Linked DNA regions of Homo sapiens: all the other regions are linked to region 1. The links are chromatin contacts, found by Hi-C or POLR2A ChIA-PET in ENCODE. All regions are on one chromosome and are shown on one strand. Each heading gives the region's core, a stretch centred on a gene start or an enhancer-like site at or near the end of the contact. The rest is flanking DNA. Distances are from core to core; before and after follow the strand shown. Region 1 holds the start of MAP3K20 (mitogen-activated protein kinase kinase kinase 20). Region 2 overlaps MAP3K20 (mitogen-activated protein kinase kinase kinase 20). Region 3 overlaps RAPGEF4 (Rap guanine nucleotide exchange factor 4).

The links. Hi-C counts contacts between places; a loop is a spot of excess contacts on that map. ChIA-PET counts read pairs that join two places held with the same protein, here RNA polymerase II (POLR2A). Pooled maps may share reads with other maps.
Region 2: a map of MCF 10A shows a loop between it and region 1 (3-fold over the local background). The contact joins the enhancer-like site here to the promoter of MAP3K20 in region 1. A Hi-C loop is called at or near these places in 10 of 168 maps with a recorded cell type or tissue (IMR-90, MCF 10A, PC-9 and 7 more) and 4 of 50 pooled maps. POLR2A ChIA-PET finds 5 or more read pairs at or near these places in 2 of 52 experiments (OCI-LY7 and WTC11).
Region 3: a map of gastrocnemius medialis shows a loop between it and region 1 (3-fold over the local background). The contact joins the enhancer-like site here to the promoter of MAP3K20 in region 1. A Hi-C loop is called at or near these places in 4 of 168 maps with a recorded cell type or tissue (PC-9, cardiac septum, gastrocnemius medialis and 1 more) and 1 of 50 pooled maps. POLR2A ChIA-PET finds 5 or more read pairs at or near these places in 3 of 52 experiments (A549, A673 and Panc1).

The regions. Positions count from the first base shown.
Region 1 is chr2:173,073,864-173,078,334 of GRCh38, reverse strand. MAP3K20 (mitogen-activated protein kinase kinase kinase 20) reads right to left here and starts at 2,489. Exons shown (of 20, transcript NM_016653.3): 1 at 2,333-2,489. RefSeq lists silencers at 1,925-2,664, 2,745-2,794.
Region 2 is chr2:173,181,757-173,186,227 of GRCh38, reverse strand. It overlaps MAP3K20 (mitogen-activated protein kinase kinase kinase 20), which reads right to left. Exons shown (of 20, transcript NM_016653.3): 4 at 3,273-3,374. Among named protein-coding and RNA genes, the nearest start is that of MAP3K20-AS1, 98 kb to the left of the region's middle. Within about 2 kb of position 1,792, at least 10 of the 41 ENCODE cell types and tissues checked have a DNase peak (open chromatin) inside an H3K27ac peak, as active enhancers do; they include PC-9 and ascending aorta, where a contact is called at or near this core.
Region 3 is chr2:172,983,246-172,987,716 of GRCh38, reverse strand. RAPGEF4 (Rap guanine nucleotide exchange factor 4) reads right to left here. Exons shown (of 31, transcript NM_007023.4): 11 at 4,137-4,221; 12 at 2,224-2,284. Among named protein-coding and RNA genes, the nearest start is that of MAP3K20, 90 kb to the left of the region's middle. Within about 2 kb of position 2,021, at least 20 of the 41 ENCODE cell types and tissues checked have a DNase peak (open chromatin) inside an H3K27ac peak, as active enhancers do; they include PC-9, Panc1 and gastrocnemius medialis, where a contact is called at or near this core.

The DNA.
Region 1 (4,471 bases), core at 1,240-3,739:
GAATAAAATGGAAAACAAGTGATCTAAATTCATTTTTATTTCCAACATCTCAGGATACAGACATAGGGCTATCTTATTCCAAGAAGTATTATATCCCCACAAACATCTTTTTCCAGTTTAAACAAAAACAAAAACAAAACAAAAACAAAAAAACCACTGATTCTCTCCTCTCTTCTGAATCTACCACTTTCTAAAATAAACTGTCCATTTTGCTCTGTCACTCCACACTAATAGCTTCACCTTACATCTGACTTATTTTCATGAAAAGTTTTCAGTGTTTTCTCTGATGATTCGATTATTCACTCCACGCCCCCACAAACCTATTTATAATTTTGTAGCCCTATCAAAGTCAGTTTCACTGCTCATTCCAGATAGGCTCTGAGCCAATATATTGCCAATAACACTCACTCTTGTGCTAAGTTAAAATACACAGTGCAACTTGCCAAGTTTCCTTATTTGGCAAGAAGGCCCCTTAGTTCCCAAGATCTTTGACCATCCATTTTTAGATCCAAGTCCGAGTGTTTAATATTTGGATTTTTTTTTCTCTCTTTACTGTGTCCTTATATATTCCCTAAAAGATTAAGAAAAACGGATCAATCATCTATTTGCTTTTTTAGACAACGGAGAAAGTCCTTGCAATTGCATCATGGTCATTTACTCTGGAATTATTATCACTAAATTTTTTTATTTAAACAATATTTTGTAGTTAAAAAACTCCCCAAATAATCTCAAAAAGTTATAGTAGGAATTAAATTGTGATAGATTAAAATAAACAGTGCAGTGGTCCAAAAGACCATTTTTCTTTATCTTAATTCTGTTTTCCCAAACTAAATTCGTATTCATTTACAATCTCCTAAATCTCTCACTATAGTAGCAGGAATTTAAAACAAAGACTCTACAAATGACCATAACCATAATTAAAATGCAGCCATCACTTTTTTTTTTTTTTTTTTTTGGAAAATTGAAAAACAAGTGAAATTTCACTGTGGAGATAGGCCTACTACAAAGAGGACATTAACTAGCCTTGAATCACTTGTTTATTTTTGTCTTTAAACGTGTTTGGAGGTTTGGATCCACTAAATCCTAGCTGTTCATTTCAACGAAGGTCGAGGAAGCAAGAAGGCTCTTCCAAAACAGCTTCGGGGTTAAAGAAGGAGTACAGTTTTCAACAATCTTAAGTCAAACATCCTCAAATTCACTCTGTAAGACGATTCTCACACACCAGTATCGAGAGCTGCTTACTGTACCATACTTGGAATGGGCCCCTAAATTGTGTTGCTTTCATTATTACAGAAACTAACAAAAATAGTAATTAAGTTCCCCATAAACAGTACTTATGCGCGATCTCAAAGCGCATCAGAAACATAACATTTTCAGCGATCTAACAGAGATAACTTTTTAAAAAAATTTTTTAGGCAATCGGATGTCATCTAGCCAGTCCTGAATTAAAGTTTTCTGAAAGCTGTCATGGGCAAGCGAGGCCAGACGAGGCGACGGCCTGGGTAAGCACTTCTGGGCCTGGTGCAGGTCTGGGAGCCCACAAAAAGCCGCTGCCTGAGGGTCGCCAAAGGAGACATCCCCGGCTCCGGTGGGAGGAAAGGGGGAAGCCCGAGAGGGCGGGCGCTTCATGCTGCCCAAGCCCGGGGCAGGAAGGGCGGGGAGCGGTGGCTCTGGATACATTTACGCATGTTTTTAAAACTAATCTTTAGTGTTCATTGTTCCTGCTGGTTATTCGCATGGCCTAATTGTGTGAGGAAAACAGAATGAAGGAAAATGGATGGGAAGCAACACCGCTCGCGGTCGAGTTCTTAGAAAAGCAGAAGTTCGTCGTCCCTCCTCGCACGCACAGCGAGTGCTGGGAAGTGGCCTGCACCCTACCCTGATTTGGGGGCCTCGCGGTTCGCCTCCCGACAGTGCCCCAGTCACCCGCTGCTTGGCCGGCTCTGCTGCTCGCGGAGCCCCTGCCCGTGCCGCACGCCCGGGACCGCGAAAGCCGGGGCCGCTCCGGCCTGCGCCCGCGCCTCCAGGCGCCAACTTCTCCATGGGACCGGCCCGAACTCTCCCGAACCGCACTTGGCGGCGCCGCGGCCAAGGTCCCGCGAGGACTTCCCGGGCGCCGCGAACGCTCGCTCGCTCGCCCGCCCGCTCGCTCCGGCCGCCGCCGCCGGGCGGGCCCTGGGTCGGGGAGGGGAGCCCCGAGGAGCCTCCCGAGGCCGCCTAGACTCCCGGGCTCCGGCGGAGCCTCGGCCCCGAGACGCAGGGACGACTCGCGAGCGCGGCGGGCCTCGCCCCCTCCCTCCCCGCCCTCCGCGGGCTCCAGCCTGACCCCTACCTGGCTCCCGGGCGGGGCGTGAGCAGCAGCCGGGGGCGCGGAGGCCCCGCGCGCGACGAGGGCGGCGGGGGTTGGGACGACAGCGGCCCGCGCGGCTCCCACGTTTCCGCTGCAGTTAGGAGTTGAACATTCCGCCTCTCTGCACGGCGCCAATGAGGAAGACAGTCACGGCAACAGCACCACCTACCTCCCGGCGCGAAACGGCTGGGCCGCCCTCCCCTCACACGCGCGGGCGAGCGGGGCGTGGGGAAGGCGCTCGGGCCTCCCTGGCCTGCGCCCGGGGGGCACCATCCGCCCCGCGCCCCGGCACCCGCCGAGGCCCCCAGACACACCTGCCTTGCTGTGGGGGGAGGGCCGTGGGGGTGTTCCCCCTCGCCCCCAGCACCTTAACTCATCTTTTTGACAAATTAACACCACCTGCTACTCCTTCAACTCAGTCTTCAACAAACAGGCGCTGGGGACGCAAAGAAATAGAGGCTGTTTTGTGCCCCGCAAGAGTTAATTCTCTAGTTGGGAAAGGCACAAACGTAGAGATTTCTGGGAACATAGGTCTGAAGGCTGCCTCTCTAGAAAGATCAGTAGGTACCTCTGGAATTTTGAGGAGGGGCCGTGGTCTGCTGCTCTAGTTGCTAATTTTAACAGAGCAGAATTCAGAAGAGGAGCCAGAGTCCGTTACAGGCCTAAGCCAAAGGTGGAGGTGGGCGTTGGGAAGAAAAGAAATTTCTGATTGGGGAGGATGGTTCTGTGAAGGAAAAGTGAGAGGAGGTTGCAAGGGCATGGGCAACATTATTCAGGATTTTGAATTTGAATTTTATTATCCATGGACACTGGGAGCTGTGAAAAATTAGAATCAAAGGGGTGAAATGGGGGTTTGTGATTCTGTTTAAATGGTAATTTTGAGAGAGTAGTCCACAGTAGTTGTAGGTTGGGTTGCTAGGATGGAACCAGGATGAGTAGTAGATATTGTCACCACCCGGTTGTGGGATCATGAGGACCTGAGTTAGGATGTAGGAAATGGAATTAAAAAGAAGAAATGGGCTGGGCATGGTACCTGTAATCCCAGCACTTTGGGAGGCCAAGCTGAGAGGATTGCTTGAGACCTGGCTGGGTAACACAGTGAGACCTCATCTCCAAAAAAATCAGAAAATTAGCCTGATGTGGTGGCATACATCTATAGTCCCAGCTACTCGGGAGGCTGAGGTGGGAGAATCGCTTGAGCTGGGGAAGTCGAGGCTAAAGTGAACCACAGTCGCGCCACTGCACTCCAGCCTGGATGAAAGTGAGACTCTGTCTCAAAAAAAAAAAAAAAAAAAAAAAAAAAAAAAAAAGAAGAAATGGAATTGAGAGAAATATTAAACGTTTCAGCAAGAGGCCACAGAAATTGGTAACCCACAAGATTTAGAAGAGAAGAAGAAGAGAGATGATGCCAAGATCTCAGACCTGGATGACTGGAAGAATGATGGTGTCATTGACAAAAATAGGAATACGTGAAAGGGAAGCTGGCTTCATGTTGAGTTTGAGGTCATAGGAGTAAAAACAGGTAGAGATGCAGCAACTGAAATATGAAACTGAAATTCAGGAAAGAGGTCAAGAGTGAAATAGAAAATTTGTAAGTCATTCAATAGGTTAAAGATATGAAAGTTGAGGGATGAATGAGTAGAGGTTAAAAAACAATTTATTAGTCTGATTAATTTGCCCTTTGATAAGGACTGGAGATTTTAGCATTAATAAATTTTATTTTGGTAACTGAGAAATTAGAATTGATGAAAATTGCCATGCTAAAAAAATGTATAATGCAGGTCTAATAAAATAATTCAAATAATTCCATCCTATCCATTCAAGGAAAAACTAAGGCTCTTTAGCATAGACCCCAGGCATAGGAAGACTCCAGTCATTTTACCTTACCTTCAGAGGCACTTGTTTGTTTTGGAAAGGACCCTAGACTGAGAGTCAGAGAACCTGACTTCTGGTCTTAGAGCTACCAGTTATCAGCTAGAGTGCTTTGCAGGATAGGCCACAGTTTCCTCCTCTGTAAAATAAGAGGGACTAATTAGAAGTTAGTTGCAGGTTCCAGCTTTAAAACCATGAATGTATTGCTTTAAATTTGGAACACATGGCTTAAGAGCATCAATATTTTTA
Region 2 (4,471 bases), core at 543-3,042, 110 kb before region 1:
TATTACTGGTAGAGATAGTTTCTACACTTGCTGACAAGTAAGGATTTCAAAAAACAAGACTCAAATACAAAAGCTTTAAATATAGGCACTTTCCTTCCTCATGGAAGATTATAAGAAAAAAGTACCATAAAGTATTAGTGTACGATGCATAGTATACATTTAAATAATATTTCATATAAACAATAGTCATCACACACACATAAAATTCTATTTAATGTTTTTGTAGATCCATCTATAATTCTGCCTTATATTTATTGCAAACAATTAAGAAGGCTGAAAAATACTTTCATCAGGTGTACATTCAGGGTTTCCTTAAAAAAAGAATTGGCAGGTGTAACTGAGGAGACTTTTGGGGAGAACTGGAATGAGTGGTGACCATTTTGAAACTGGATTGGAGTTTATCTGCTTTAATTGTTCCTTTTAAGCATTGCTGATTAGCTTGCAGCAATTTCAGATATACTTGCTGGTCCACCCTCCATTATCCTCACATCTAGAAAGAAGAGAATCTTTTTTGTGAGAAGATATTGTCTCAACAGCAATGATGCTGAGCAATGCCTATTTTAAAATGCATGAATCAACCTTTGCTTAAAATATTCATTCTCTGATTTCTCAACATATCATTGCTCCAGTGGATTCAATCATAGGTTAAACTGAAAGGTACATAGCTGAATTTGAAACAGAATCAACAAAAATCAAGGCTTCCTACTTAATCTCTTAAATTCTTAAGTTCTACACCCAGCTTATCAGAGAAAGCTGAAGTCATTCCTAAAGCCTTGATTTTTTTTTTTTAATGGGCCATCTTAAAGGATTTTTAAATGTTAAGTATTACTTGCGTCCATAAACATACAAGCCTCTTCTCTGCCTCACTCTTCTCACCTGAGGTCAAACACATTAGCCAGACAGGCAAAAGGGATTTTATTAATCTGCAGTTTTGGACACCATCAGTGGGTCCAATCCCATTCTCTCCTTCCCTTTTTTTATTTTTTTGAGACAGAGTCTCACTCGGTCGCCCAGGCTGGAGTGCAATGGCCCAATCTTGGCTCACCGCAACCTCCGCCTCCCAGGTTCAAGTGATTCTCCTGCCTTAGCCTCCTGAGTAGCTGGGATTACAGGCATGCGCCACCACGCCTGGCTAAATTTGTATTTTTAGTAGAAACAGGGTTTCTCCATGTTGGTCAGGCTGGTTTTGAACTCCTGGCCTCAGGTGATCCACCTTCCTCGGCTTCCCAAAGTGCTAGGATTATAGGCGTGAGCCACCGTGCCTGGCCTCTCCTTCCTTATTTTTAACTCTGGTACCAGTTTGCTACCTAATTTTTTTTTTTTTTCTAGACTGAGTCTCACTCTGGCTGGAGTGCAGTGGCTTGATGTTGGCTCACTGCAAACCTCTGGGGTTTGAGCGATTCTCTTGCCTCAGCCTCCCAAGGAGCTGGGACTATAGGCGAGTAGTGCACCACCACGCCCAGCTAATTTTTTGTATTTTTAGTAGAGACAGGGTTTCGCCTTGTTGGCCAGGCTGATCTCAAATTCCTGGCCTCAAGTGATCCACCCGCCTGGGACTCCCAAAGTGCTGGGATTATAGGCATGAGCCACTGCACCAGGCCCAGTTTGCTACCTAATTCGATTCCTTCTCTTCCTTGCCCTTCTGATGCAGAGCACTAGCACTCTTGAGAAAACACCAAGAATGACTCAGCTGATGTGGAGCCAAGAGACTTATCCCTCAGTCGGGATGATGTGGCATGTGGTTAAGGGGGTGCAGGGAGAAGAGTTTCCCAGGCTGGGAATCAGGGATGCTTAAGTAGAGCACAGCAGGAAGCAGAGTGACTGATGTTAGCTGTTTTGTTTGCTGTCTATCTATTCTAAGTGCCAATAAAGTAATAACATGGGTGTAACTGGCTGAGCACCCTAAATGCAAACGTGTGTAAGGTGATGTGCTGTAAGTTAAGTACTACCTATATATGCATTTACATTATTTAAGGGTATTTCCACAATGCTCAGGCAGCCTCCAATAAAGGCACATCACCTTGCTTACAGAGAGCTGGTCCTTGTGTTCTACTGACATACAGAGAAGTCACTATGATATTACATGAAAATATCTTTAAGAATATGAAAGTTTAAGCATGATTTGAGATGCCCGATGCATCAATACACAATTAAGCAAATTAACATAAAGTCTCAGGTACACCACCCTAAACACAGAGCTTATTATTTTTATAATGTAATGAGGCATCATTCAGCAGCAGCATCTAGCATGAAACTCAAAAAAAATTTTTTTTCACTTTCCCTATTTGAAGAATTTGGTAGGTGTTGATGAAACTTAAAATAGACAATTCCCCAAAGGAAAGACTGCTACTTTTGGAAGTCACACAGTGAAATCAACGTATGAGTTGCTCCCCTTACTGAGTGCTAAATCACATTATATTTGCTTTGTAAAGAGATGCTTGTAGAGAATGGAGTAGTAAAATGTAGAGGAGTTAATTGCCCCAGGAAAATTCAGACACACTTTGTAGGGGTTGCTAGAATACAAATATAACTATCGGTGTTCATTATTTAGATGAAGTTGTTTCCAAAGCAACTCTGACAGTTATAAATAAAGCCCAGAAATGTTCAGTTAGGAAAATGGAAAAAAAAAAGATAAAAATAAATGAAGTTTGAATTGCTTTAGAAAGCATTCATCTATGCAAGAATGTATGAGAAAAAAGACTGGGCACTTTGTTTAGGGGTTTGGTGTATTAAAAATATTTAATTCCAACAGCGATGCCTAAGTAAGTTTACATTAAATGTAAAATAAAATCTGAATTGCTTTTACATGGCAGGACAAATAAAAATTTTTTTTGCAAGTGGTTTCTATTTTTAGCATATTATGTATACAAAATGAGTAGAACTAATCCTACAATAAATCATGTTTTCTGGATACTGAGTCTAAGTAGAGACTTTCAGAACAACAGAACTATGATTTTTCCATTTAATGTGTCAAGCAAGCTAGTCAATTATAATATCACAAAACATGACAAACATGTCTGCCCTGAAGCTACAACTAGATTTCGTGGATAGAAATAAAGTAGAGTCTTAAGAGGAAGATAAAAGGAATTCAGGAGTGGAAAGGCAATGACCTAAAATATTATCTGTACCATCAGCTGTGGAATTCTTACTACTTTTGGTCTGGAAAAAGAACATCTAAAGACAGAATAAAACATTTTCTGATGTTAAGTCCCCATTTCAGGAGGGGAAAATGCACCCCACTAATTCTATAAGAATATACCAAATATTATTACCTTTGGCTACATCAGTGGCCCAGGTCATAATGTGATCCATATCCATCTCCTCACTTCTGTTACTGTTAATGTAATCATAGAGTGATCCCAGAGAAGCATATTCTATTTTAAAAGGAAAGATAAGCATATAATTAAAATCAAGATACATTTCAGAAATAAGACTTTATATTTTCATTGAGAAAATACATTAAAGAATTTAACAAAAGACATCAAAAATATATAAAAAATTGTTCCATGGTGTGGTTTCTAAAAGTTAATGTCATCCAGAAAAATATCTGTCAAACAAAAGACAGTAACTTACAATGAATAGTAAACTTCAGTTGAGAATCAAAAGCCATTTAGCTGGAACTGAGAAACCCAAAGAGGTGTTGGAAGAATAAATTTGAAACAAAGGTATGTATATAAATAGGTATTTCTTTAAAAGTTGTTATTCTTATGAGATAGATATTAAATGCATAAATCAGACAGCTTAATGACAGTGTAAACAAATCAATTGTTGTCACATAAGGACTTAGAAGAGCTCTCAAAATTTAAGCACAGAAGGTCAAAAAAGTGAGAAAAATCCTTTAAAAATGAAGTATAAATTACATACCACAAACTCACCTGCAATAAGTATATTATTGGATGATTTTTAGTAAGTTCATAAAGTTGGGCAACCACCACCACAATCCAGTCTTAGAACCTTTCCATCACTACAAATAGTTCTCTTGTGCCAGTTTGCAGTTAATCATCACTCTCACACCAGCCCTACAATCTGCTTTTTCTCTCTACCAGTGTGCCTTTTCTGGATAGTTCATATAAACAGAATCATACAAATTGTTCCTTGTGTCTGACATCATTCCCTTAGCATAATGTCTTTATTTCTTTGTTTCTTTCTGGAGTCAGGGTCTCGTTCTTTTGCCCAGGTTGGAGTGCAGTGGTGTGATCACAGCTTACTGCAGCCTTGATCTCGGCTCACTGTGGCCTCCACCTCCCAGGCTCAAGCAATCCTCCCACCTCAGCCTCCCAAGTAGCTGGGACTACAGGCACATACCACCATGCTGAGGCTGATTTTTTTTTTTTTTTTTTTGGTAGAGATGAGGTCTTGCTGTGTTGCTTAGGGTAATCTCAAACTCCTGAGCTCAAGCAATCCCACCTGTCTCAGCCTCCCAAAGTGCTGGGATTACAGGCTTGAGCCACTGCGCCTGGCCGCATAATGT
Region 3 (4,471 bases), core at 772-3,271, 90 kb after region 1:
CCCTGATATAAAGTGGTGTATTTGCATATAGTCTACACACAGCTTCTTGTATACTTTAAGTCATTTCCAGATTACTTATAATAGCTAATACAATGTAAATCCTATGTAAATAGTTGTTATACTGTATTATTTAAGGAATAATAACAAGAAAAAAGTCTGTACATGTTCAGTAGAGACACAACCATCCACTTTCTTTTTTTTGGAATATTTTTGATCTTCAGTGGGTTGAATTCGTAAACGTGGAACACATAGATGTAGAGGACTGACTGTATTTTTAAAAAAGTGAGTTAGAATGATCACCACTACATTCAGGGTAGGAGTTACCTTGGGGTAGGAAAGATGAAAATGGGATAAATGAGGGTACAAAGGGTCTTCAAGTGTAGTTGTATAATTTATTTTTTATTTTTTATTTTTTGAGACAGGGTCTCACTCTGTCACCTAGGCTGGAGTGCAGTGGCGTGATCACGGCTCACTGCAGCCTTGACCTCCTGGGCCTAAGAGATCCTTCCACCTCAGCCTCCTGAGTAGCTGGGACTGTAGGTATGCACCAATCCACCTTGCTAATTTTTACAGACAGGGTTTCGCCATGTTCCCCAGGCTGATCTCGAACTCCTGGACTCAAGGAATCCACCTGCCTCGGCCACCCAAAATGTTGGGATTACAGACATGAGCCACTGCACCCAGCGTGTATAATTTAATTCTTTAGAAAATATGAAAAAAGGCTGAGTGCAGTGGCTCACTCCTGTAATCCAACACTTTGGGAGGCCACGGCGGGCAGATCACTTGAACTCAGGAGTTTGAGACCAGCCTGCCAACTAGGTGAAACCCTGCCTCTACTAAAAATACAAAAAAAAAATTAGCTGGGCGTGGTGGCACACGCCTGTAATCCCAACTACTTGGGAGGCTGAGGCAGGAGAATTGCTTGAACCTGGGAGGTGAAGGTTGCAGTGAGCCAAGGTTGTGCCACTGCACTCCAGCCTGGGTGATAGAGCAAGACTCCGTCTCAAAAAAAAAAAAAGAAAATATGAAAAAAATGGCATGTTATTATCTGACAAAGATTAAGAAGGTAATTGTAATATACTCTATTTTTTGTTTAAAATATTTAACTATTTCATAATAAAATGAAAACAATTAGCAAGTTTGAATGAAAAGAATAAAAGAAAATAAAAAAGAATAAGTCATTAGCAACCATTAAGATAAAAATATTAAAGTAAGCCTTGAACATTTGAAGAAGTTACATTCTTACTAAAATAGATATCAATGTCAGAAATATCATTTTTGATGACTGAAAGTAAAAAAACCACATTTACAATTAATGTTTCCTGCTTATTTGACTCATACAATGTAGCCTGAAGAAAGAGCAAGATTTTCCAAACTGTCTCTAAAGAGTTAACAGGTGTCCATGCAAAAAGTGTTCTATGTGTCATTAGGCTCAGGAAGTATCGGTTTAAACGTGGTGATCATTTCTCCTTATTGCAGAACTTCTGAGAACACATTAGCATGCTGCTGTGTCCTGTGATTCTGCAAGAGAGATTGGAGAGGCATTTCCTGACCTTAGTAGATCACTAACCCTGTTTGTTCCAGCCAGATTTTTGTAGGAGTAGTAAGGAATGCCAGCTTATATAATATTGTTCACATCTATTCACATCAAATTTCCTTTTCTTGCTTCCAAATATGATCACAGAACTAAACTGCAACTTGGATTTTGGTGAGATACTATAGATTAACACTGCATATGTATTTGAAGCAAAGAAATTCTCTCCAGCTTGGAGCTTAAAGTGGAAGTGAGAGAAGAAAAATAAAGTAGGATGGTTTAAATATCATTCTAACTAACAACCTCAAGAGATCGATTAGTTCTTCTAAAGCTATGAACGAAATGAGGTCACTGGGAAAAGGTACTGCCTCAGGCCCTTCCTGAAGGGCAGTGACTTCATCCCACCCTCTTTAAACACTGTGGTGAGTCAGGAGGGTAGGGAGCCAGTGAGACTCAGGCTGGCACCCACAACACTTGCTGGTACTAGAAAACCACGATACTTCAGAATAATTGACATGTGCTGGAAATAATCACAGGTCCAGAAAAACGAAAGTACCACAGGACACCCTGCCAAGTCACCAAGCCAGACCCGGGGCCAAGAAGTGAGGCGTTAGCAGCCTGGCTTCCCGTGGCATGTGCTTGCAAGGGTGCTGGCCAGGCGCAAGGTTCCAGTACAGCTTTTCACTTACACACAGTCCCTCCTTTGGCGTGAGACTCAAAAATGAGAACACCTGCTAACTCTCGTTTCACCTAGAAGAAAAACAGAAGAAACATGCAAAGGCCACATTTCCAGGTCTGGGTGGAAAAGGGTTGTACTCTTTCTGGGGGCACAATGCAAACTGTCCCGGGGCTTCCCATGCAGTCATCTCTCACCTCTCTTGCTGCTGCTCTCATCTAAAATCACTTCTACTCGATTTGCTGCTAGGCTTTTAAAGCTTGTAGCTCTTTTTATAGAATAGCTTATAGCTAATTCATACCAGGCAACCTCCTTAGAGACTGTTTCAAACATGGTCCCACCTGCATTAACTAGCCCACTTGCCTGCCTGTCTTTGGCTGTGGGTGAGAAGGGGAGACCATGTGCAACATCACATGATTCTGTTGTTACTAGTGACTCTTGCTTGCATTACATATAATGCATCATGGCAAACATGTTGGAAAATTCTATGTCTTGAAGCTGAATAATGAAGCCTAAATGAACGAACACATTTATATTCTTAGTTAAAATTCCAAATTATTCCTAGCTAGCTAAAATTCACATTTAAAAAAAAATTCCAAATTACGGTCCCAAATCATGGCTCTATCTTCCTAAGAACCCAGTAACTTGAGATTTTTCTATGCCTGGGTACCTGGGGTTTGAGGTAGAAGACGAGACTACCCACAATCCTCTCAATTCCACTGAGACCAGGGAAGTCGGATCGGGACATGCTGGGTCCCTGGAGCACAGGCAGGGAAAGGGGTCCTTCCTTACTTCCCTCTACATCACTAGCTCATGGAGCCTCAGCTTTCTGCCCTGTATATATGAGGGCTTCCCAGGTGAGGCTCCCAGGCACTACATCTATGCCCTGTGGAGAGTAAGGATGGCAAGGGCAGTGGTAGGTAGGTGGGAGGCTGGGCTGGACCACTTCCCTGGGTAGTCCACATAGGTGAGCAAGTCTCAAGACCCTCAGTGGTGCCAGAGGTGGGAGATATGTGAAGGAGGTTTGTCTAGGTTGAAGGGGAGAGGGGACTTGAAGCCCTCTTGCTTGGAGCTATGGCAAATGCCTCGCTGCTCTCAACAGAGACCTGAACTTATCCCCAACAGCAGGGACTGGCAGGTACTGCTACTGTGAGGTAGCAGAACACCACTTTTAGTGAGCTAGGAATGAAAACAAACTAGGCATCTAGATATTTCTTAGGGACCTCAGTATATACTCTGTGAAAGTTGAAACCACTTCATTCTTCTTAACTTATTAGTGTGTAGGACATGTGTGTTTCCTAAAAATCATATTCTTAAGGGAGGAGGTGTTCCTATCCCTATTCAGTGGCAAAAAATTTCTGTCTCCTAAATACTCTAATCAGGTAAAAGTTCAGAATCAGATACAGCCACTGGGTCATTTTTTATTAGTGGGTGGTGTTATTTTCACTAATACATCTGAGCTGATGCTCTCTTGAACTTTCTGCTTCCATTCTCAAGAAGGCAGCAAACCCTGGTGGAGTTGGCCCCATAAGCCAAGACAGGTCATCTAGGTTTCCCTCTTTCCACCCTCTGGCAGCATACCATGGCAGGATTCAGAGTCCCTCCCAGGCCTGGCTCTCTTATCTGAGTGTGCAGGTTCCAAAATTCATATTCACAGGGATGAAGCCCATGTTCCAACCCTACTCACATGGGGCTGCTCTGGGGTTTAGGGCACATGGGCAACTACCAATAATAGGACAAAATTTGATTCCTTTCAGTGATTGTTCTTGGGTATAACTTCCTCAGCATCTCGTAAGAGAGTAGAGGTGATTTATGAGGTGAAAATCAGACATTCTTTCCCCCCACAACACCGTAATACTCTCCTCTGTCCTAACAGTGCATTTATTGCAAAGTGCTCCAACCATGCTAAACTAAGAGACAACTTACTGTGGTAGAAAGATGGGATAAGGCTTTAATATGAAGAAGCTCCTCATAGATAATCTCTAGGTCATCCACAGTCCTCTGGCCAGGTCTACAAAGATAAAAAAAAAAAAAGGAATATGGAAAAAGGGCATCACTAGGGCCTCAAACATGGAAACGGATCCAGGCATCAGTAACATGCTCAGGGATTTCTTCTGCACAAGAAGATATTGGCGGAGGGAGAGGTTGCACCAGTATAATGCCTAAAGGGATTTTTGAAATAAATGTGTTCCTTGATGAAAGGATATGGGAGAAAGCCAAAGTCCACAGGATCCCTTCTCTTCTGATCTCAGAGGGAAGAG